Linked DNA regions of Homo sapiens: region 1 is linked to region 2. Evidence: chromatin loops called from intact Hi-C (ENCODE). Cell type or tissue: PC-9. All regions are shown on one strand. Each heading gives the region's core, and the rest is flanking DNA. Links, peaks and the distances in the headings are about the cores only. Region 1 overlaps PCDH7 (protocadherin 7). Region 2 overlaps PCDH7 (protocadherin 7).

Region 1 (10,859 bases), core at 1,142-9,141, 110 kb before region 2:
TTTTCTGATCCCTGGTCTAAGTTGTCCCTAAATAACATCTTGGTAGAAATTAAAAGAATTCTGATATGATTATAGTTGCTTCGTTTTATATTTAATCTATTAATAAGCAGTAATTGGTAAGGAACTTAAAAAACAAAACAGAGGAACCCAATTTATCTGTTATGGGCTAAATTGTTTCCTTCTCCCAAAAGATATGTTGAAGTCTTAACCCCTGATAACTATAAATGTGACCTCATTTGAAAAAATATGCAGATGTAATAAAGGCCAGAGGAGATTTACTGATGTAGACCCTAATCCAATATGACTAGTGTCCGAAGAAAATGAAAACACCATGTAAGGACAAAAATGCAAAGAGAGAATGATGCCATAAGATGATGGAGGCAGGCTTTGGAGCAATGCAGCTGCAAACCAATGAGTGCCAAGGATTGATGGGTCACCACCATCAGCAAGGATGGGGTGACGAAGGTTGCTACCAGAGTCTCAGAGTGACCATGGCTCTGCTGACACCTTGATTTCAGACTTCTGACTTCAGAACTGTGAAATCCTATATTTCTATTATTTTGTGCCACCCGTTTTGTATCACTTTTTTATGACAGGCCTAAGAAAGAAATACAATGAATTCAGGGTATTTAGAGGCAGAGATTAGCACTAAGTTACTCATTTTGAACAGTTAGCAGAGGTTACCAGCTGATCATCGACACTTTGTTTTTATTTTTGTTTTGTTTTTGGTAGACTTGTATTCGGGAAGTGGCTGCCCTGTCAGAGGCTACTTTTCCCTGCCCCCATTGGCTTAGTCAGACCCAAGTGACTTGTGCTCACCAACAGAATATTATTGGAAGCAAAATGGGCAAAGTGACTAAGAAAGCAGTGTGCCTTCTTCAGGCTGGATGCACAGGATCTAGCAGTTGGTTCAGAGGTCCTACAGGTCATGGAGCCACAAGATGAAAAAAGTCTGAACACTGAACAGATACATGGAGCAAAACCCTATGCTCCCTACCCATCCTCTGCTAACTGGTCTCTATGCAAGAGAAAAGTAAACTCTGGGGGTAAGTCCTTGGAATGATTTTATATTATGTCAGCTACAATTACATTAACCACAGTAACTAATAAGCATAAAATCAAATTTCTCATCATCTCTAGAACTTGAAGTCCCTGTAGGTGTCATATTATGTTTCCTCTATGAAATTTTTAAAAACAAATGAAGAAGGGCATCACCAATGTAAAGTTCACAAGCACCTTAATCCAAACTCAAACAACATTTGCCATCAGCGCAAACCTCACAGAAGAGCCAAATAAAATAAATGACAAGAGAACATCCAAACAACTGCTAAGTATTGCACATAAAAGGGAGTAAACCTCAGAATTTGGGGCATAGAAGATGTTTACAGGTGCCGCAATGTGCAAAATCCAGTGGTAATAACTAGATGTGGACCTCTAAGAAAAACAAAAAGGAGCTTGAAGATCAATCTGAGGCATAGCCAAGACTGTGCTTGAAGCAAAGCATTAGACAAGAGGTGAGAATAAATGAGTCACTGACAGCTTTGCCTTCTGCAAACAATGGCTTCCAAGTGATGCCAAAATGTGATCTTTCTGTGGGTGCAACAGGGAAACCAATTGGTGCTATTTTCGCACTTCCTGGAGGCAATAACACATCTAGAGAGCAGTCTTTGTCAAAGATAGTCTTTAAAGCTGCAGCTCCATAGAAGCCTTCTATGGTTAGGAGGAACATTTACCTGTCTTGAATAAAATAAGATGAGATAACAAATACAAAAATTTCCAAATGAGACATTCTAGTTTTAAACTTCTTTTTAAAAATTCCTTTCTTCTTTTTTTATTTTTAAAGTAAATCTAAAGACTTACATAAGACCTAAAAGCATAAAATCCCTGGAAGAAAACCTAGGCAATACCATTCAGGACATAGGCATGGGCAAAGACTTCATGACAAAAACACCAAAAGCAATGCCAACAAAACCCAAAATTGACAAATGGGATCTAATTATACTAAAGAGCTTCTGCACAGCAAAATAAACTACCATCAGAGTGAACAGGCAACCTACAGAATGGGAGAAAATTTTTGCATTCTATCCACTTGACAGAGGGCTAATATACAGAACCTAAAACAAACTTAAACAAAGTTACAAGAAAAAAACAAACAATCCCTTCAAAAAGTGGGCGAAGGATATGAATAGACACTTCTCAAAATAAGACATATATGCATGCCACAGATATATGAAAAAAAGCTCATCACAACTGGTCATTAGAGAAATGCAAATCAAAACCACAGTGAAATACCATCTCACACCAGTTAGAATGGCGATCGTTAAAAAATCAGAAAACAACATATGCTGGAGAGGATGTGGAGAAATAGGAACGCTTTTATACCGTTGGTGGGAGTGTAAATTAGTTCAACCATTGTGGAAGACAGTATAGCAATTCCTGAAGGATCTAGAACCAGAACTACTGTTTGACCCAGCAATCCCATTACTGGGTATACACCCAAAGGATTATAAATCATTCTACTATAAAGACACGTGGACACATATGTTTATTACAGCACTGTTCCCAATAGCAAAGACTTGAAACCAACCCAAATGCCCATCAATGATAGACTGGATAAAGAAACTGTGGCATATATACACCATGGAATACTATGCAGCCATAAAAAAGGATGGGTTCATGTCCTTTGCAGGGACATGGATGAAGCTGGAAACCATCCTTCTCAGCAAACTAACACAAGAACAGAAAACCTAACACCACATGTTCTCATTCATAAGTAGGAGTTGAACAATGAGAACACATGGACACAGGGAGGTGAACATCACACACTGGGGCCTTTCAGTGGGTGGGGTTTAGGGAAGGGATAGCATTAGGAGAAATACCTAATGTAGATGGCAGGTTGATGGGTGCAGCAAACCACCATGGCACGTGTATACCTATGTAACAAACCTGCACGTGCTGCCCATGTATCCCAGAACTTAAAGTACAATTTAAAAAAAAGTAAATCAACATAATTATTTTCTGAGTTTACACAGGCTAAACTACAATATCTTAATTAATTTTTGATAGGTTTTCCTTGTTCTTGTTAACAAAATTCTTTTTTACATGAAGTCCTAATGAGACTGAAGATTTATCTTTCTGGGGTGGCATGCTGCTGCGTGATCAGTGGATTAGCTGCCACCCTGGAACTGGCACACTACCTTGTGGTATTTCTGTGCTATCTGACAGAAGGAATCCAAGATTAACACGTTGTTCTCCATCACCAGCTGAAAAAAAGAATGCTTGATAACATTTTTGGTTTTCTTTTGACATAGTATATTTTTAGTTCACCCCTTTTCATTTTACTAATTCTTTTTCATATGGTTGAACTATTTTGCAGATAAAACTTCAACAAGTAAAGACAAAAATATTTGCATGGAAGTCACCCTGTACATCAGAAAGCTAGAGTTACATACAGAAACATCTGTCAGCATATGGCTATACAGATGCATCACAACACTTTAGGGTCTGACAGCTTTACTTTGGATGGGCTCTTCAGTAAAAGAACAAATTGCTTTTGTTTTCTTGGATTCTAAAACAACAGGCCTATTCCAGGGGTCAAGAATTCTTGATATTAGGTCCTGGCTTCCATCAGTCACACTTACATAAACATAGATTTTTTTTTCCATCAGAGAGTTTATCATTTAATTATATTGTTTAAATCATACAAAGTAGAAAAAAAAGAAAAAAATTAAGCACAAGGAATTGCCATTACAAACAGAAGTCTTTGAATAAACATCATAAAATGGAAGGCACTGAACATTCCTTGTCAGAGAAGCTAAATCAGAACATACACAACGCCTGCTCGTAAGTGCTCAGGAAAAGGCAGAGACAATTCAGCAAGGAACTTAAGTCAGCAGCGTAATGTTTAAAATTGGGGTTTTGCAATCTGACATACCACTTGAATTTCAGCTGTACCATTTTGTATGATGCTAGCATGCAAATGAACCTAAATCACCATTTCTTCATCTTTAAAATAGCACTATAATAGGGATTAAACGAGGTGATGTATGTAAAACACTTAGCACCATGCCTGGCATATAGGAATTTCGCCAGAAAGGGTAGCTTTAAAAAGTGAATATTCATAACAGTTGGTATCATTAACTGAAGTCCCAGTTAGTAGTGCATGAATTTTTATTTCTGTCAGAATACATTTCTGACAGGACTACTGAAAAGTAGTGAAAATGACGGATTTTATAAGACATGTAATGATGGATAATAACTATTAATAATAACTAATGTGGCTTCAAATTTGAGCCTCTTTTAGGGAAAGGTTTTATGACATCCTCTTATAGAAAAACCAGCATGATTGACAGACCTACATTTTAATGTATATTAAAAATATCGTGCAATTTTTAAACTGCATCCTAATCCAGAACTATATGTTAGTTTCTCAAAATGAGGATATCACCTCTGATAAAATGCAAGTATCTCTTTTGAATAGCCCTACCATCAGAATGAAAAATGAATGCTATTTTCCCCTCAGGTGATCCATATGAGTGACAGGGACAAATAGACATATTCCACATCACACTGCATGTCTGTTTTCCCCTTTCTCGCAAGGAAGTGGCGGCACCAGTGAATCACCAAACCTTCTGTGGGCTCCTACCCAGAGAAAGGCTGTGTGCCAGGCTCTCAGTTGAATCCACGGATGTCTAAATCCTTGTCCTTCCTTTCCCCCAAGGAGCCTACAGCTTAGGTGATGAGATCCAGGAGAAAAAAATGATGGTTAGGAATGCAAAAGTTAGTGAGTACATCATGTACCATCTTAAAAGAGGCTTTCATTCTTCCTTGCTGAACAATGATTTGAGTATTAGGTGCCCTGAAGTATAGGACAAATGTTGTAAATAATTACAAAGCACATCACAAAACATATACTTTCTTACTGATTTGAGTATATTCTTTAAAATTCCAACAATTTCTGTGAGGGGGCCTGTGGGAAATACTAAGACGGACCCTCACCTCCATTCTTACCTTTTTCTCCCTTAGCATACAGAGACTAATTCTACACAGGATAAACAAATCAAATCAGAACTAAAAGTTCAAACCAGCAATAATTCTCCATCTGTGGTTTACATTTCTGGGAAGTCACAGAGAGCTCTGATCCATGGACCTGTACAGACAGCCTGAGGTGACATACCAATTGAATCTCATCACCCTGGGCAAACAATCTCTAATTCCATCTAGATGGTAGCAAGCAAAGGTGTAGAAAACAATTTTCCCATTTCTACACCATGAACCTTAGATCTACCTCACATTTAAGAATAAGGTTTCATTTCCTTTTTGTTACCCCAACCAAAGTCCAGCTCTGTGTTCTGGGGGGAAACCAAAAAGAAAGGAAAAGAAAAAGGAAAACAAAACGTCAGGTTTACTGCTTTATCAAAATGAGGGCTACATACAGAAACTTCTTTAATGGCTGCAGAAGGGTTTCATCTTTCCTTTGCAAGTCCTGTTTCTCTGTAAACGATTGTCTTATTCCAGTTTACCATGTAAGGATTGCAGAGAAAGGAGTAAAAACACATCAAAAGGACAATACTTTTTTTTTTTTTTTGCCAGAGATTCTATTTGTGGAAAGAATTTTCCTTTTATGGCCATGGCCAGAAAGCAACTGATTGCTGAGCAAAGCTGTGTAAGCAAAATATCCAGTCACTTCATTTCACAGTAATGTAACCTGGAAAATTGAACAGAAAAGTTAGAAACTGGAGTATATTTGCTCTAACGTTACAGCAATCAGCCCAAAAATGCCTCTATTAAAAAGATCTAAGTCAAATAAGGAAAGCTGTTGTGTATAATGGAAAGAGCATGAACTTCAGGTCAAACAGATCTCATTTTGCCTCTGTTTAAGTCTTTGCTACACAAGCTGACTAAGCATCTGTTTCCTTAAATTTACAATATTAATAGCAATACTTCTTTCTGGAGGAAGTTTAGATAATTTAATGAAATAATGTAGATATGTTAGGTAATTAGTAACCTGTTAAGTAACAAGCCAGGTTAAACTTCTCAAATCTCCCCTCATTACCAACATGTAAATAAAGTTAAGCTTCTTGATATAGAACCAGCTTTTTTAAAATTTTGCCAAGTAAAGAAAGGAGGGCAATGGAAGGAAGTAGAAAGAGCCATGAGATAATGAGCAGAAATAACTCAAGACTATCAGGTAATAAGAGAGCTTTAAAAAGACAGGAGTGGAGTCATTTCATGTTCATTTAACATACAGGAATTCAACTAGGTTCAGGCAAAAACACAGAAGGAGCTTAACTTGTGTACACCATTTTATCCAGTTTTCCACTCCACGGAAGTATGCCCCTAAATTCGAACAAGAGGATAAGAATGCATCTGCTATTCTCTCAGGCATCTTCCTTCCAGCATTTGAGGATTTCCGTGCCAAATGTGATTCAAGGGTCAAAAAACACATGGTTTTCATACAACATACTCTATAAGTATGCCAGCTACTTCCACTGGTTCTTAAGAGTCAACTGTTCATCAACTGAGAAAAGACTGGCTATGTTAGAGAGATAGAAGGTATGTATATTTCTATCAGTTCCTTCCTATGAGGTTTTCCAAGGTAATTTTCCTTAAAATACGTTGTACTTAATTTTCCTTAAAAAACACTGTAAATTATTAAGAATATTTACAAACTATTATGGACCTTCAACTGTCATCTCAGGGCCTAAGTGTCATGCACTGCTAGAGCTCTACAAGCTTACGAGGTGGTATTTAATATGGTTGGAACAATGTTGCTCACATGTCCAAATTCCCCACATGAGATTCAGTGAACAGCCTTCCAGACTATAGTCTAGCTTCTCCTGAAGAACCCTTAGGGATGGGAACTCACTACTTCCAGGATTTCCACTTCATTTTTGGATCTGCCCCACTGAGATGTTCTAATACTTATTAAAAGCCCCCCTTCCTATAAATATCGATCACTCTCCTGAACACTACAATGTAATTCCTCTTAAGCATGACAAATGTTCAAACATTTCAAATTTTTAACATAAAACCTTAGGAACATCCCAAGTCCTATGTTCTCCAAGTCAAACATTATTGAAATCTTCAGCCTTTTTTTATATGGCTTTTTCATCATCCTGACTTCCTTCCTCTTCAAAATTATTTTAGTTTTTGACTGTGTTATGTCACTTGTTACCTGAGATGCCTAAAAATAAGCACTAAGCAACTAGTAGGGTATGATCAGTGTTAGACCGTTTATCAGCTCCTACTTCTCATATGCTTCATCTTAATCAAGTGTTCTAAAATCACATGAGCTCATTTTGTTGTGAAAGCCACACTCAGTACTAATTTATGTTGTAACTTATATAAAACTCCTGAAGGTTGTTGTCATTGATGTTGCTCTTGAAGTTTATCTCCTTCATTTTTTTATTTGAATTTTGCCTTAAATTTTTTTTCCTATTATCCTTATTCAACTGTGCTTTGTAAAACTCCACCCCTAATCCAGCCTGTGAGAACTTTTGCACTGAATTACTCTGAGATGTTTACACATTGGACCAAGCCATAGTGTCTTAGTAACCAGAAATATCTAACAGAATCAGAGGTTTCCTCAGCTGAACTTTGAAAGTGCAAACTTTTTCATTCACAGTATAGGACCACTGAAGAGAATACCAAAGCATCTAATTTGTATGGACTGACTTTATTGTGCAATAAACAAGTCTGTCATCCATGTAAATGTAGTATATCATCTATATCCTACCATTTTAGGAACAACAAAAAAATTAAACTTCACTATTTTCACTGGTAGATTAAGCTGGCTCCCTTGGCAACAAAAAATGTGTGTGTGTGTGTGTGTGTGTGTGTGTGTGTGTGTTCTCCAATAATTTTTCTTTCTAAGATAAAAATTGAAGGACTTAAGGACTTTCTCATAATAACTGCTTATTAAATTTGAGTCTATAAATTCCCTATTTTTTCAAGGAAGGAATACAATTAATATTGCTATTATGGGTTTGTTTACATGTCTGTCTCATATTCGGGATGTACTGAGAGGTCAGGAGACATGTTATTGTGCTGTTTTTTCTTTCTAGTGTAATTAATTGCTCCTAGTGTAATTAACACATTCTACTGAATGAATAAACATATAAATGAATGAAAAGGTCATACAATTGAAAAATCAATACAAAAAAAAAGAGATGGTCTTGGAATAATTAACCAACTTCCTCTCTGGTTGCAGAATTCCTCTGCCAGTCTTTTGTGCACTGTATTGAGCCAATCACAGATTAAAGTAATTACAGTGAATTCTTGATTACTGTCATGCGCTCTAGCTATTTTGTGAATAACCTATCACAACTAATTCCAAACTTATCTGCTGCCACCCAGCATATGTCTGAGTTACAGTCAGCCTCACTGACAGCAGATGTATGCTTCAGGAAAGCACATTTATGTTGATATTTCTGCACAGAATACACAATTATGAAATTTATTCTCTTGGGGGTTGGAAAAAACCCACAAGCATTCTGAAATAAAATGCAGAATTTTTTGTGTGGATGAAATTTTTGTGTGTGCCAAACTTCAATACAAAAGTTTAAATAATGATTTCCAACCTCACCAATGAGTATATGGAGAAGTATAAGAAGTTAACAATCCTAGTCAGACACATTTGAGAGTCTTTCCTCTTTCCATATTTATGGAACAGCTTTTATGCTGTAAGATACGTCAGGAGGCAGAAGGCTAATTCTTGCCCTGGAAAAACCTAACAAGCCAGAGGTTAGACATACGTAAAGCAATAAACATTAAATCAGGATTTCTCGGCCTCAACACTATTGACATTTGTGCGTGACGATCATTTGTTGTAGGGACCTAGCTTCTGTGTTGTAGAATGCTTAGCAGAATCCATACCCTCCACCCACTAGATGCCACCCTCCATGTGACAACCAAAAACATCTCCAGACATCACCAAATGTTTCCCTGGAGGCAAAATCACCACTGGTTGAGAACAACTATATTATAGCCACATTCAGTGGTTTGAGATTACAGAAGAAAGAATAGCTAACTGCATAATCAGGAAATGAGGCATCATTTTCTGGGCAGGAAACCAATACAATATCTTCTTCATTCCATAATATTTTCAAGCAAAGGGAAGTTATTCCATAACCACCAGGCAAAAATCCAATTTCCCTTAGTGGTACTCTGATCCCGGAACACATACGAATTTGGAGTGCTTTGAAATTGCAAAGGGAACACATTTATTGGTAATGCCAAAGCTGTCCAGACATAAAACTCCTTTCATAAAAATGAGAGAATTTACTTTAGTACTTATCTGTTGTATACAGTTGGAAAATCTTTTTTTTTTAATTCCTTTAAATCACTTTTGGCAATACATTCTCATAATCAGAACTATGTTTCCATAATCATGTGGTTCAGGGCGACACTAAATCAGTCTCATGGTACTATAGTAACCCTTTAATAATGTAGTGCTGCAGACTTCAGAATGTCAAGAGAAAAAATATTTTCATTTCAAGTAAGAAAGACTAAATCAAGTGATGCTCCACTTGGTCTCACTTATGACCCTTTTGTTGTTGAACTGAGAGAAGCTACTAAGAAAAGAAAGCAAAAAGCAAAATTCTTCTGTGCATTTATTTAAAATCTGCAGCAATGGAAGACAGCATAGGCGACAAACCCTAAAAGGATATTTGCAATTGGCATAAGATATTATCTTGGTAAAAACACTGGATAGAATATGTTATCACTTCTTAAATGTAATTCCGTAATATCTCACTATGTACACACTTCCAATTTAGAAACAAATTTCTACATTTCACAATAGCCAAGTCATTGGAACACAAACCTCTGCATATATGAATAGGGATTCCCCAAGTTCTCAGCATGATGTTCTACATTGTGGATGTAGACAGCTAATGGCAAGAGAGTTTTCTGTGGAGAGAATAATGTGATTCTGACAATTCTGCTTCCTGTAAAGGAAATATGTTAGCTACAGAGAATTTCACACTGTTGGCATCCCTCTCTGAAATTCCTGGAGAGCACCAAACAATTTTTGGTTTTCATCACCACTGTGAATTTTTCCACTTGGTTTGTATTCTAATCATTATCAACACCTTATTATCGTTTATATTCCAGTTTAAGGAAATATATCATGGGTAAGCTGGAAGACCAAGAACCAGAATTCAGAGGATTTTGGAAGCTAGTGATACAACCTTGATCTTGACCTCAGTTTCTTCAACCATAAAGTGAGGACTTAAAGTATATCATTTCTGTAGTCCCTTTCAGCTTTACTAATAGATAAGCCAGACTTCTTAACATGCCCTAAGTAGGATTATATTTTCCCATGTATAGAATTTATACCTAGCTTATAATTTGAAACTAATGAGGGCCAAAATGAACCAGAAATTTAACCTGGGGGGAACAAAGTCAAATAAAAGGCTAACAAGGTGCTCTACTTCTAAGTAGCTTATATACAACCTCTGTCTGACCAAAATATGATTTTATACCATTGAACATATACCAACTACAAATAATTCATTGAATGTTACTTTGATATGTACCTGTATATGAAGGTAAAAGCATTGGGTTTATAGTCTCAAAAAGAGCAACAACAAAAGCAAAGCTTCCTAAGAAAACATTAAGTAATATAGTACTACACTAGAAATTTGTGTGTGGAAATTAATCCCATTACTTTAACTATACTGAATTTAGTAATCATAAATTTTAGAACTTCAGAATAGTTAAAAATTATCTATCCTAAATCCCTCAATTCACAAGTGTTGAAATAAGGGATACACAGCAGAAAATAATGAATAACAATTAAGGAGGTCATTTCTTTGTTATTGTGTTGCTTTTTCAACTACATTGTGCATATAACT
Region 2 (10,859 bases), core at 1,390-9,389:
AAGAAACAAGCATAGTGTTGAAGAGGGTACTCAAGGGTGGTTGGCAGGTATGCTCTGAGGTCACATCAAACTAATTCTGTCTCTCACTTCTCTGTGAGTTTGAGCAAATCGACATCTAAAGCGAGAATTTTTTTCTCTACCAAATAGATTAAATAGCATATCTAATTCATATTACTGTTGTAAGATTTTATATTATTCATTTTAAGAACTTAGCACATGACAACACAAAATAAAGCATATTCTTATTTAGACAGTCAAGTGATTGAATTTGGACCTTTCCACTTTGCAGGTTTATTTACTGGATTTGAATGTAATTATCCCAAGTTATGCTGTCTCATATGGCAGTCCCTAGCTTTATATGATTATTGAGTACTTACAACAAGGCTAGTAAGAATTGATATGAGGTGCTGTAATTATAAAATATATATCAGATTTTGAAGATTAAATTTTTAAAAGGATATAAAATATCTCATTAATAATTTTACATTGATTAAATATTGAATGATAGTATACTGGATATATGAGGTTAAATGATATGTATAATTAAAATTAATTTCATCTTTTAAAAATAATCATAAATAAGGCAACTAGAAAATTAAAAATTACATATGTGACTTGCATTATATTTTCACTGGACACTGCTACTCTAGAGTATTTTCATAAGAAGAGCCCAGTGTACTTTGTAAAAGTGAAAGCTCCTGGCCCATGACTGAGATAAGCAGAGGAGAGCTGCGCTTCCTAAAAGCTCTGTTAGTGAATCTTTTGCAGGTAAGAATTTAAAAACTATTTCCCTAAGGCTGCATACATTAGGTACTGCCAAGAACCCATCCTCATCTGGATGTTCCAGCTAAAAGTCCTGAGAGATTTGGCTATTCCTACTTAGTGCCTAATGAGACTAGAATACAATACAAGAAAGGGGTGCCTATTAAACAGAGAGCAGTTCCTTTAGGCAAGCACTCAACCAAATGGTGAACATCAAGATTAAGGAGAATTTACAGACGTCTCATTTTTCAAGTTGAATGGAAGCTTGTGGGTCTTTCTTAATGCAGGGTGTAAACAGAACTCCAAAGAGAATGATTGGGAAGAAGGCACCCCACTCTGTAAGACCCTTTCTGATTCACTCTTGGAGATGTGTCTGTGTAAGGCACACAGCTGAGCTGTCAAAGGAGGGGAGAGAAGTCAAAACTCAAGGAAATCTCACTGTATAGCCATGCTCAGATGCCCTTGGTTGGGAGACCTTATCAGTGTCTTGGTGCCCTTTAGGAAATGACATGGCATAATGAAATATTTGGTTTCCTTGAGCAGTGGTTTGTAGTTCCCCTTGAAGAGTTCCTTCACTTCCCTAGTTAGCTGTATTCCTAGGTATTTTATTCTCTTTGTGGCAATTGTGAATGGGAGTTCACTCATGATTTGGGTTTCTGCTTGTCTGTTGTTGGTGTATAGGAATGCATGTGATTTCTGCACATTGATTTTGTATCTTGAGACTTTGCTAAAGTTGCTTATCAGCTTAAGAAGCTTTGGAGCTGAAATCATGGGGTTTTCTAGATATAGGATCATGTCATCAGTAAACAAAGACAATTTGGCTCCCTCTCTTCCTATTGGAATACCTTTATTTCTTTCTCTTGCCTAAGTGCCCTGTGCCGGAAGAGTGACCTCTTGAAGGGCTAGGGATAGTGGGTAGGAAGTGGACCTTGATAAGTGTTTTGAGCAGCACAAGACTGCCTTCCCCTGCTCCTCTCTACTTCTTCCTCCTTAATGTTCCATTCCTTCAGCAAGAGCTGTGACAAGGCATTGTAGGAGAAATTTTTGTGATAGAAGGCTGAGAAACATGTAGAAACACTGGGGGATACTAACCTTGAGAAGCAGAGGAACAATGGCACTTGAAGCTTAACTACCGTACTTCTTAAGTTTTTTTTTTTCTTATCAGTAGCTTTCATATGTGTTTATGTTTCATGCCCACCTATTTCCAATGTAGAGAGGAGGTGCCACTATTTTGAAAGGAGGGTTTCATGAAAAGATTGTCCTGGGTTTCATTATGAGGGAATTGGGGAGTAGAGCCCAAACCAAGAGAAACATCACCCTAGGGTTTTGAGCCACATGAGTTATGATCAAAAAGTAATATGTAAGATGTATCTAATCTTACAAAACAGATTCCGGTATTACAAATACAATGGTGGCACTTTCTTAAATAATCTAGCACTTAACCACTGTTAATTCATTTAATAAAGATTTCATTTATATGAATCTTTCATTTAATGAAAGATTTTGTTATATATGTATGTGTATATATATGCTGTATTTTATACATTTCAATATATTTATTTATAATGTAATGAAATTGTGGCTAAGATGAAGAAAAATTCTAAACAGATTTTTTTCTTTTCACACAAAGATAAACCCCTGACATCCAATAACTTAATATTCAACTTCTATCTTTTCACTCTTCCTAGAAAATATGAACTTTATCTTTCTCTTGAGAGCACAGATTGGAATAAAGTTGACTGCTTAATTGAGTTTCTTCGTCTTTCAAAGATCCTTTACTCCCAGAATTTCCTGAAAGCCGATTCACCGAATTCTAAGAAACTCATTCTATTTCACCAGAAAAGTGTAGAGCTCAAAGTAACTATGAAATTGCAACAAGAAATTCGGACAGAGGATGAACAGAATGATTTCTGTTCTTATCCATAAAGAAGAATGCTGACATCTTTGACATGACCACTTAAAAAGCTTCCCCAAAGAGGCCAGGCGCAGTGGCTCACACCTGTAATCCCAGCACTTTGGGAGGCCAGGGCGGGCGGATGGCCTGAGGTCAGGAGTTCAAGACCAGCCTGGCCAACATGGTGAAACCCCATCTTTACTAAAAGGACAAAAATTAGCTGGGCGTCATGGCGGGCACCTGTAATCCCAACTACTCGGGAGGCTGAGGCAGAAGAATCACTTGAACCTGGGAGGCGGAGGTTGCAGTGAGCCGCGATCACGTCACTGCACTCCAGCCTGGGTGACAGAGTGAGACTGTATCACAAAAAAAAAAAAAAAAAAACACTTCTTCAAATAAATACAAAAAATTAAAACAGGTAAGCCACATATCAACAAAAAAATTATCTATCTTAATGTGCTAGAGTTTCTAAGAAATACCCTACTCAATTAGAATAACTGCATCAATAATTTATTATATGAAATACTCTCTTCCTTCCAAATTAAGCAGTATATAAAAAAGCAATGAGCAATCCACAGTTATGTAGTTAATTTAGTGCAATACTTAGTGCAATACCTGCATTCCCAGCCATGCTTTTCTCCCTTCCTGTCCACCGATGCAGGCAGGGTCATTTGTCCTATCTGCCCTTTAGTGCTCACACAACTGTCATGCTATTGCAGATGGAGATGTGGTTTTTATCTTTGTGAATGTTGGCTGTCCTCAAATATATATGTATGGCAAAATGAACCACAATATCAAGAGCCTTCGATGCTCTTTTCAAAGCTATTGTTACAAACTTACGGGCAGTAACTGCTCATACTGGAACTGTAAGATAAATGTTTTAAATTCTATGAAGTATTCCATTTGTCTGCCAGTCTTCCAATGGCATCTCATGACACTTAGGGTAAAACCATGCACAACATAACCTCTTCTCTGAACTTTCTTCCTAACACTTCCTTTCTAATACTCCCATACTCCCCAACCCCTCTCCCACCATGCTGGTCTCCAGGACCAGGCTTCAAGTATCCCATACAGGTTTCTACCTGGATCTTCCTGTTCTCTCTGTGTGGTGAGATGCTCAATATTCACATGGTTTCCTCCCTCCTACAGTTTAGGTCTTTCTCAAACATCACCTTCTTATCAAGGCCTTTCTTGATAGCTAATTGCAGCCCTCACGGTCCTCAGAACTCCCTACATTGTCTCTGCATTTTTTTTCATAACATTTGCCACCATCTAAGTGTACACTTTGCTTATCAATGTCTTATTAATCATGCACATTTCTCTACTAGAATGTAAGCTCCCCGTGATAGCAGTGATTTTTAGCAAGGCTGTTCTTTCCCGTCCTAACACCTTGAGCACTGCCTGGCACAGAGCATGTACATATGCATTATATGAATGTTTGTTGCTTTCAGTCACTAATCTGATCACTCCAATCATTCTACAAGCTTTTATTGAGAGCCTACTATGTATGCAACGTTGGGTATTCAGTGATAAATTAGACAGTCCTTTTTCTTGAAAAGGTCACATAATTGCGGGAATAGGCATATAAAAATTTAATTGGAATGCAAAGTGATTAGTGTATGTCGAATGAAGACTAAAGGAAGGAGAACAACTCATTTGGCGTGGGAGGCAGGGAAAGCATTGCATAGGAAGTGACATTTGAGCTGAGTCATGAAATATGAGTGTGTTTCTGAGAAATGGAGAAGGATCAAAGGATGTTTCATACAGGCAAAAAGGAATGTACAAAGGCACACAGCTGATACAGGGGAAATCCTGTTGGGCAAATAGTAAATAGGCTAGGTATGGCTAGCATACCTGAGCAGGGCTAGGCAGAGTGCCTGCGAGGAAAGTCAGAAAATGCAGATTGATAATCATTTGCTAAGGGCCTTTCTGCCCTGCTCACGGTGTTCGCTTTATCCTATTGGTGCTACTGAAGGCTTTTACACACAGGAGCAACTTGGACAATCCAGAAAGCAAGATCTATTTTTTTGGAATAACTCTTAGGGCATCATGAAAGGTAGAACATTTGAGGATGAAGCCTAGAAAAAGGAGCAGAATGGGTGTGCAGCTACAGGGAGATAGTGAGTTTGACTTTGCACACATTACACATTGAGTCTTGTGCACAAATACAGAAACCAACTGTCATTTGAAAATAGAAGCTCTTTTGATAGGTGGTGACTGCTATAATAAGGAGTGTAACTCAATGGAAGCTTTGGGAATGTGACATTGAAAGGATGAAAAAGATGTAGAACTGTTTGGAGGTAGAAGTACCCCCTGGATATAGTGACAGCTGTTACTGTAAGCTCTGGGAGCAGAGCTTCCTACAAACAGTGGCACAGTAAGGCTGAAAGATCCAAGCCTCTCAGTCAGAGGAGACTTAGCAAAAAACAGTTGGAAAAGGAGATTAAGGCGTAGGCCAGAGAGTAGTGAGCTCACAGCCAAAAGGGAGATGAAGAAATAAATACGTACAAAGGAAGACTCCATTTTATGGTGGGAGAGAGCTGTGAAGAAGTTGGTACATGTTTAAGATGTTAGACATCTAAGCAAGAACTAATGGGGAGAGAGACTGAACAAAAGACAGGAAGAGAATGAGTAATGAAACAATGTTTTAGGAGAAATATAGGTAGTGGCGTAACATACAGGGATAACAAACAGCCTGAGCATTTTTTAAGTTGACACAAGCAAAATTTTCTTAACATGCACAGAAACATGAAAGATAAGAAGAGGTTGTACCGTATTCGGGGTGTCAGCACAATGTAATGGTTGAGACCAAGGTCTCTAGCATCAGACATTAAGGATTCAAGTTCCATTATTACCGTTTACTAAGTATATGACCTGAAGTTACTGAATCTGTATTTGTCTCAGTTTCCTCATCTTCCGGGTGGGTGCTATCATTTGGACATAGTTGGTTTGTCCCCACCAAATCTCATGTTGAAATTTGATCCCCCGTGTGGTGCTGTTGGGAGGTAAGGACTAGTGGGAGGTGTCTGGGTCATGAGGGAAGATCCCTCATGAACAGCGGGGTGCCATTCTTGAGGTAGTGAGTTCTTACACTCCCAAAACCAGACTGGTTCCCAAGGGAATGAATTAATTCCATCTAGAGTGGGTTGTTATAAAGCTTTCTTAGGTTTAGTCCCTCCTCACAGGTGCATGTTTCCACTTTGACCTCCGCCATATATTTTGTTTGTTGGTTGGTTGGTTGGTTTTTGAGACTGAGTCTCACTCTGTCACCAGGCTGGAGTGCAGTGGTGCGATATCGGCTCACTGCAACCTCCACCTCCTGGGTTCAAGTGATTCTCCTGCCTCAGCCTCCTGAGTAGATGGGACTACAGGTGCACGCCACCACACCCAGCTAATTTTTGTATTGGTAGTAGAAACGGGGTTTCACCATCTTGTTCAGGATGGTCTTGATCTCTTGACCTCCTGATCCTCCTTCCTCAGCCTCCCAAAGTGCTGGGATTACAGGTGTGAGCCACCGCACCTGGCCTCCACCATGTTTTAATGCAGTACAAAAGCCCTCATGAGAAGCCAAGGAGATAACAGTTCCATGCTTCCTGTACAGACTGTGGAACTGTGAGCCAAATACACCTCTTTTCTTCATCAATTACCCAGCCTCAGGTATTCCTGAGCAACAAAAAACAGACTAAGACAGTGGGGGATGGTAACCATTTTTTCTGCACAGGCTTGTTATGATAACTACAGGAGTCAATCTCCCCCTTGTAAAGCTCTCAGGACAGTGTCTGGGACTACTTTGTGGCTATAGAAGTATTTGTTGAGAAAACAGGAAGACAAAAATGTTTTGTGGACTCAGGCCTCAAGGCTAGAGGCCTCTCTTTTTTTTCTGTCAAGAGCAGATAGGAAGGACTACAAGGAGTTGAAATCTATGCAACTTTCAGGATCCAAAAAGAAGTTTGTTTATAACAGGGTTTTCCCTGTAAATTTCTCTCAATAAAAGCAATTATAAGGCAAGTCAAAATTGTGAGGAAGAAAGGGAGAGCACCATACTTATTCATAAACAGAGAAACATCTGTAATTTTTCAAACACTTGAGTTGTTTAAATTTCTAAGATCAAGCACATGTAAGTTTTATGCCCCTATTAATATTATAGGATGGCACGCATATGATGAGATACTCGGTGAGGTCTGTGACTAATCTTAAACGGACATAAGAAGCTCTGGAGTCAGCTAGCCCTAGGTTCCAACCCAGCTCTACATCTTAGCCACTGTATGATCTTTGAAAAGTTGTTAAACCCCAAACCTCAGTTTCTCCATCTGTGAATACAACCATAAAAATATTATCCATCAGCAGCATAAGGATGAAATGGCATAATCAGCCTACACACACCTTGCCTGGAGTCTGGCGTATAATAGATTCCCCATCAATGTGGACTTCCTTAAGCTCTATTATAAATAAAATTGTTTAAGCCATCTGAATATTGCCAAACAATTAGGTACACCCATCAAAAATCTTCACTGCCCATCTACTTGTTAAGCTATGTAATTAGATAATGTCAAAAAAAAAGTACATATAAGTTTCTAAAGGATTGACTTAAAATATTTAAATACCAAACTGAATTGAAGATAAAATATTGAAATCCTTTAGAAGGGTATCTGTGTGTCATATAGAAAATGATGAATCTCTTTGAATGTCTTACCTATTTCCCTGAATAGTATTATTGTGTGACCTTCATTTTTTTTACAGCAATAAAAGTACCTTGAGCCTGACAAGATTTATTGTTTCCAACTAATATTTCCTGTATTGGGTGTGAATTTAATTCACATTAAGGACTTACAATTTAGGACCTTTAATTCATAACTTTTGTAAGCATAGAAAACCTTGGACCCTAAACAATCTAAAATAAATTAATATATCATGCTTTCGGTAGAAGGGAAAATAATAAAGTGATACACTTCTGCTCATGTCCCTGGAGCTGCTTGATTATAACAACCTCTTTTCTTTTTCACTTGACAAATGACTTGGGAATTATCTGTATATTGTCTGATACAGAGCTAAACTTTTTTCAGGACATTTTCTAATGAGTCATGGTGGAGGCTAATAGTAACCTCTTCTACTACTTCCTCCTCCCTCCAGAAAAAACACACACACACACACACACACACACACCTAGTGTTTGCAGCAAATCTTGACAGTTTTGAATAGATAAGAAGAAGCTACCTGCTTCATAAAAATTTAGTTATCACATACCGCCCAACCTGACTACAATTGGAGAAGCGTGTGTATAGGGTTTCAATGTAACTTATAAAAATATATTTTAAAAGTATACAGTGCTGTTATGTCTGGTAGTTTCTATGATCAGTAACACTTATCTATAAAATCAAGGTTTTGTTGGTAAATTTCATAATATTCAAATCTAATTCATGCTTTATTTGAAGTTACAAATGTAATGTTTTTCTCTTCCAATATCATTCCATATTTATATGTGCAATGAAATCAGAAAGTACTGGTAATTATTTTTTTGGGAGGAATTCTTAAAAAAAGGCTCTATCACAATTCTTAAAATGCACTGCATATGTAATAAATGTTTATGTCTTCTTCATTCAAAATTAGAAGGTAAGCTTCACAAGAATAAGAACAGAGCTAAAAACAGTCAAGGGGTTTAATAAATATTTACTGAATGACAACCAGAGCCAAAAACATGTCTTTGCCATGGAAGCTTAGCCCAAATCTACCTTGAGCCCTGTGTCAAAAATCCAAAGGGTGTATAGCCCCTGAAATGCTACCTTATATGGCGTGCTACTGCTAGCCTTTGCACGTACTAAGTGCCTGCCTAAGAAATGACTCATTTTTGCCTATAATGCACCTTCATACATCAACTAAGCAATATGTGCAAGTTATGTGAAAATACACTTCTATGTTTCTTGCTAATTTAACCATATTGTCACTCAAGAAAATATGCTGTTCCCAGCTTACCACGACCATGTATATAAACTGAGGCATTTTCATTCTGGTTCCTTATCAAGAACAGAGAAAGTAGTAAAGGTTATCTCTCTTTTTACAGTTAGAGATACTTGAAGGGAAATGAGATATGTACCAGAAATAAAAAGACTCTGTATGGAGAAGTTAAGAGAAATACTCTGACCTTGTCTTTCATAGGCCCATTATTGTTTATAACGACTTAAAGGGTCTCCCAGGCATGATGCTGACATTTATGGTATTTTATCTCCCATACCAGCCACTGAGAACTCTTTCACTTTCATTAATATATTTTAATCAAAGATTCCTGGAATCTCAACACTTCTTATTCCTTTCAGGTCTTCCCAAAATCCATGACACCAAGTTCAAATGCTTCCGTGTTGAAGTCTAATATTTTTAACTGGGTTACAGTAATATGCCATTTACTTATTCCTTGCAGAATGAATTACCACTTATTTAAATATCTACAGTATATGTGGGGCTGATCTTTAGTTATAAAATCTGTCCCATTTTCCAGAGTTCTTTTTTTCTTTTTTTTCTTTTTCTTTCTTTTTTTTTTTTTTTTTTTGCCCCTACAGGTAAGAGGAAGATAGGACTGGATGTGTGAGTATCTGGGTTAAATTTCTGTCACAAACTTCTTTAGTCACCATTAATCACTGAGATTCTGACCTTCAGCAATGAAAGAAAACAATTTATAAAGTTTGCAAAAAAAAAAAAAAGTAAGAGTCCATATCTTCTAATACATACGTGCACTGTTAACATTCCTCACATTTAGATCAAAAGATAGCTTTGAAATTTTATTATTTTGAGAAGTAGAAATATTAAGGCTAAACTACTGAATTATAATGAAATTCTTTCAAGTTTCAGGTTCAGGGATAAAAAGAGGAGACACCAGGTAGCTGTCACTACTTCCTCACTCCTGGTATCACCTACTTGGGTGTGAGATGTGTTGGAAAAATCATCCATGAACCTGCTCCATCATGCCAAAGAAGCCAAGAAGGACCAGCCTGACCAACATGGTGAAACCCCGTCTCTACTAAAAATACGAAAAATTAGCTGGGCATGGTGGCAGGCACCTGTAATCTCAGCTACTCCGGAGGCTGAGGCAGGAGAATCGCTTGAACCCGCAGGCGGAAGTTGCAGTGAGCCGGGATCACGCCACTGCACTCCAGCCTGGGTGCGACAGAGTGAGACTCCATCTTGAAGGAAAAAAAAAGGGAAAGAAAGAAAAAAAGTAATAAAGAAAAGCAAAGTAAAGAAGCGTGGAAGAGTGGAAAGATAGGAACTACCTAGACATATTCTTTTTCAATGACAATCATGCTCTTTTAGTTTTTTATGTCTAAGATTATTTAGAGAAAAAATCTTATTCTACCCTAAAAACCATCATGGCAACAAGTTTACTATTTTGAAACAGGAGAAAATTCCATTTTAAAAATGACAGCGAATAGGAAGGACATTCCATGGTGAAAATATTTTCCTTACTTTCATTCTCAAAATATTTGTTAGGACTAAGGGGAAATATACAAGTAAATATTACTGGAAAAAATGTATAGCCCTATTAAAATATATTTATTAAGTTGAAATTCCTTCAAAATAAAATTGTCTAGCCAAAGGTGAAATCTACAATATCAGTTCCAAAGCATTATTAAGCACCTACAAAGCACAGTACCTAGCTCTGTGGAGGTCACAAAGATTAATAAACTTTTCAGAGACCATGCAAAATATATATATATACTCATATTTTAATACTGTCAAATTTAGGAACATCCACATAATATAATATTTGGATCCAATTATATAACCTATAAACTTTCCTTAAATCTATTCCCCAACTATGGCTATTTCACAGTTTTCTAAAAGATAATGATATAAGAAATATTTTCCAATGTGTTTTAGGATTTAAGGAATGCTTATACTTGGGAAACAGAAGAACTCTTTTGCTCGAAATATTTCTGAGATCTTTGATCCTATATCACTCCAATCAAAATAGCCTAGCAAAGGATATGTATTAAGTGTAATCACTTTTAAACATCAAAATGCCTCAGTAAAATTTTCACTGAGTTAAGCTCACTCAAATAAATATGCACAGCATTAATTTTACCACGTTACTTTGAAAGATTTTAATTTAAAGACAAAATTCCAAAAAGCTCATATCATACAAGGTTATAGAAGTTGGAAGTAGTTTTTAATTAAATGAGTTTGCACAGGTACAAAATCACCTGTGCACGAT

What was found. Hi-C counts contacts between places; a loop is a spot of excess contacts. Peaks named below come from ENCODE experiments on the same cell type or tissue, not always from the same donor. Only the 100,000 strongest peaks of a DNase experiment are listed, where the experiment ranks them.
Region 1: a loop joins it to region 2, with 2.5 times the contacts of the local background. A loop is called at or near these places in 4 of 110 quality-filtered maps.

What each region holds. Positions count from the first base shown.
Region 1 is chr4:30,861,426-30,872,284 of GRCh38, reverse strand. The region is part of intron 1 of PCDH7 (protocadherin 7); the gene reads right to left. Among named protein-coding and RNA genes, the nearest start is that of PCDH7, 150 kb to the right of the region's middle. In PC-9, for the core only: no CTCF peak of the experiment used is centred there; DNase peaks (open chromatin) are centred at 1,564 and 5,164; H3K4me3 peaks cover 642 bases; H3K27ac peaks cover 2,660 bases.
Region 2 is chr4:30,751,122-30,761,980 of GRCh38, reverse strand. All of the region lies in intron 1 of PCDH7 (protocadherin 7), which reads right to left. Among named protein-coding and RNA genes, the nearest start is that of PCDH7, 36 kb to the right of the region's middle. RefSeq lists an enhancer at 3,845-5,044. In PC-9, for the core only: no CTCF peak of the experiment used is centred there; DNase peaks (open chromatin) are centred at 4,430, 7,790 and 8,450; H3K4me3 peaks cover 567 bases; H3K27ac peaks cover 4,528 bases.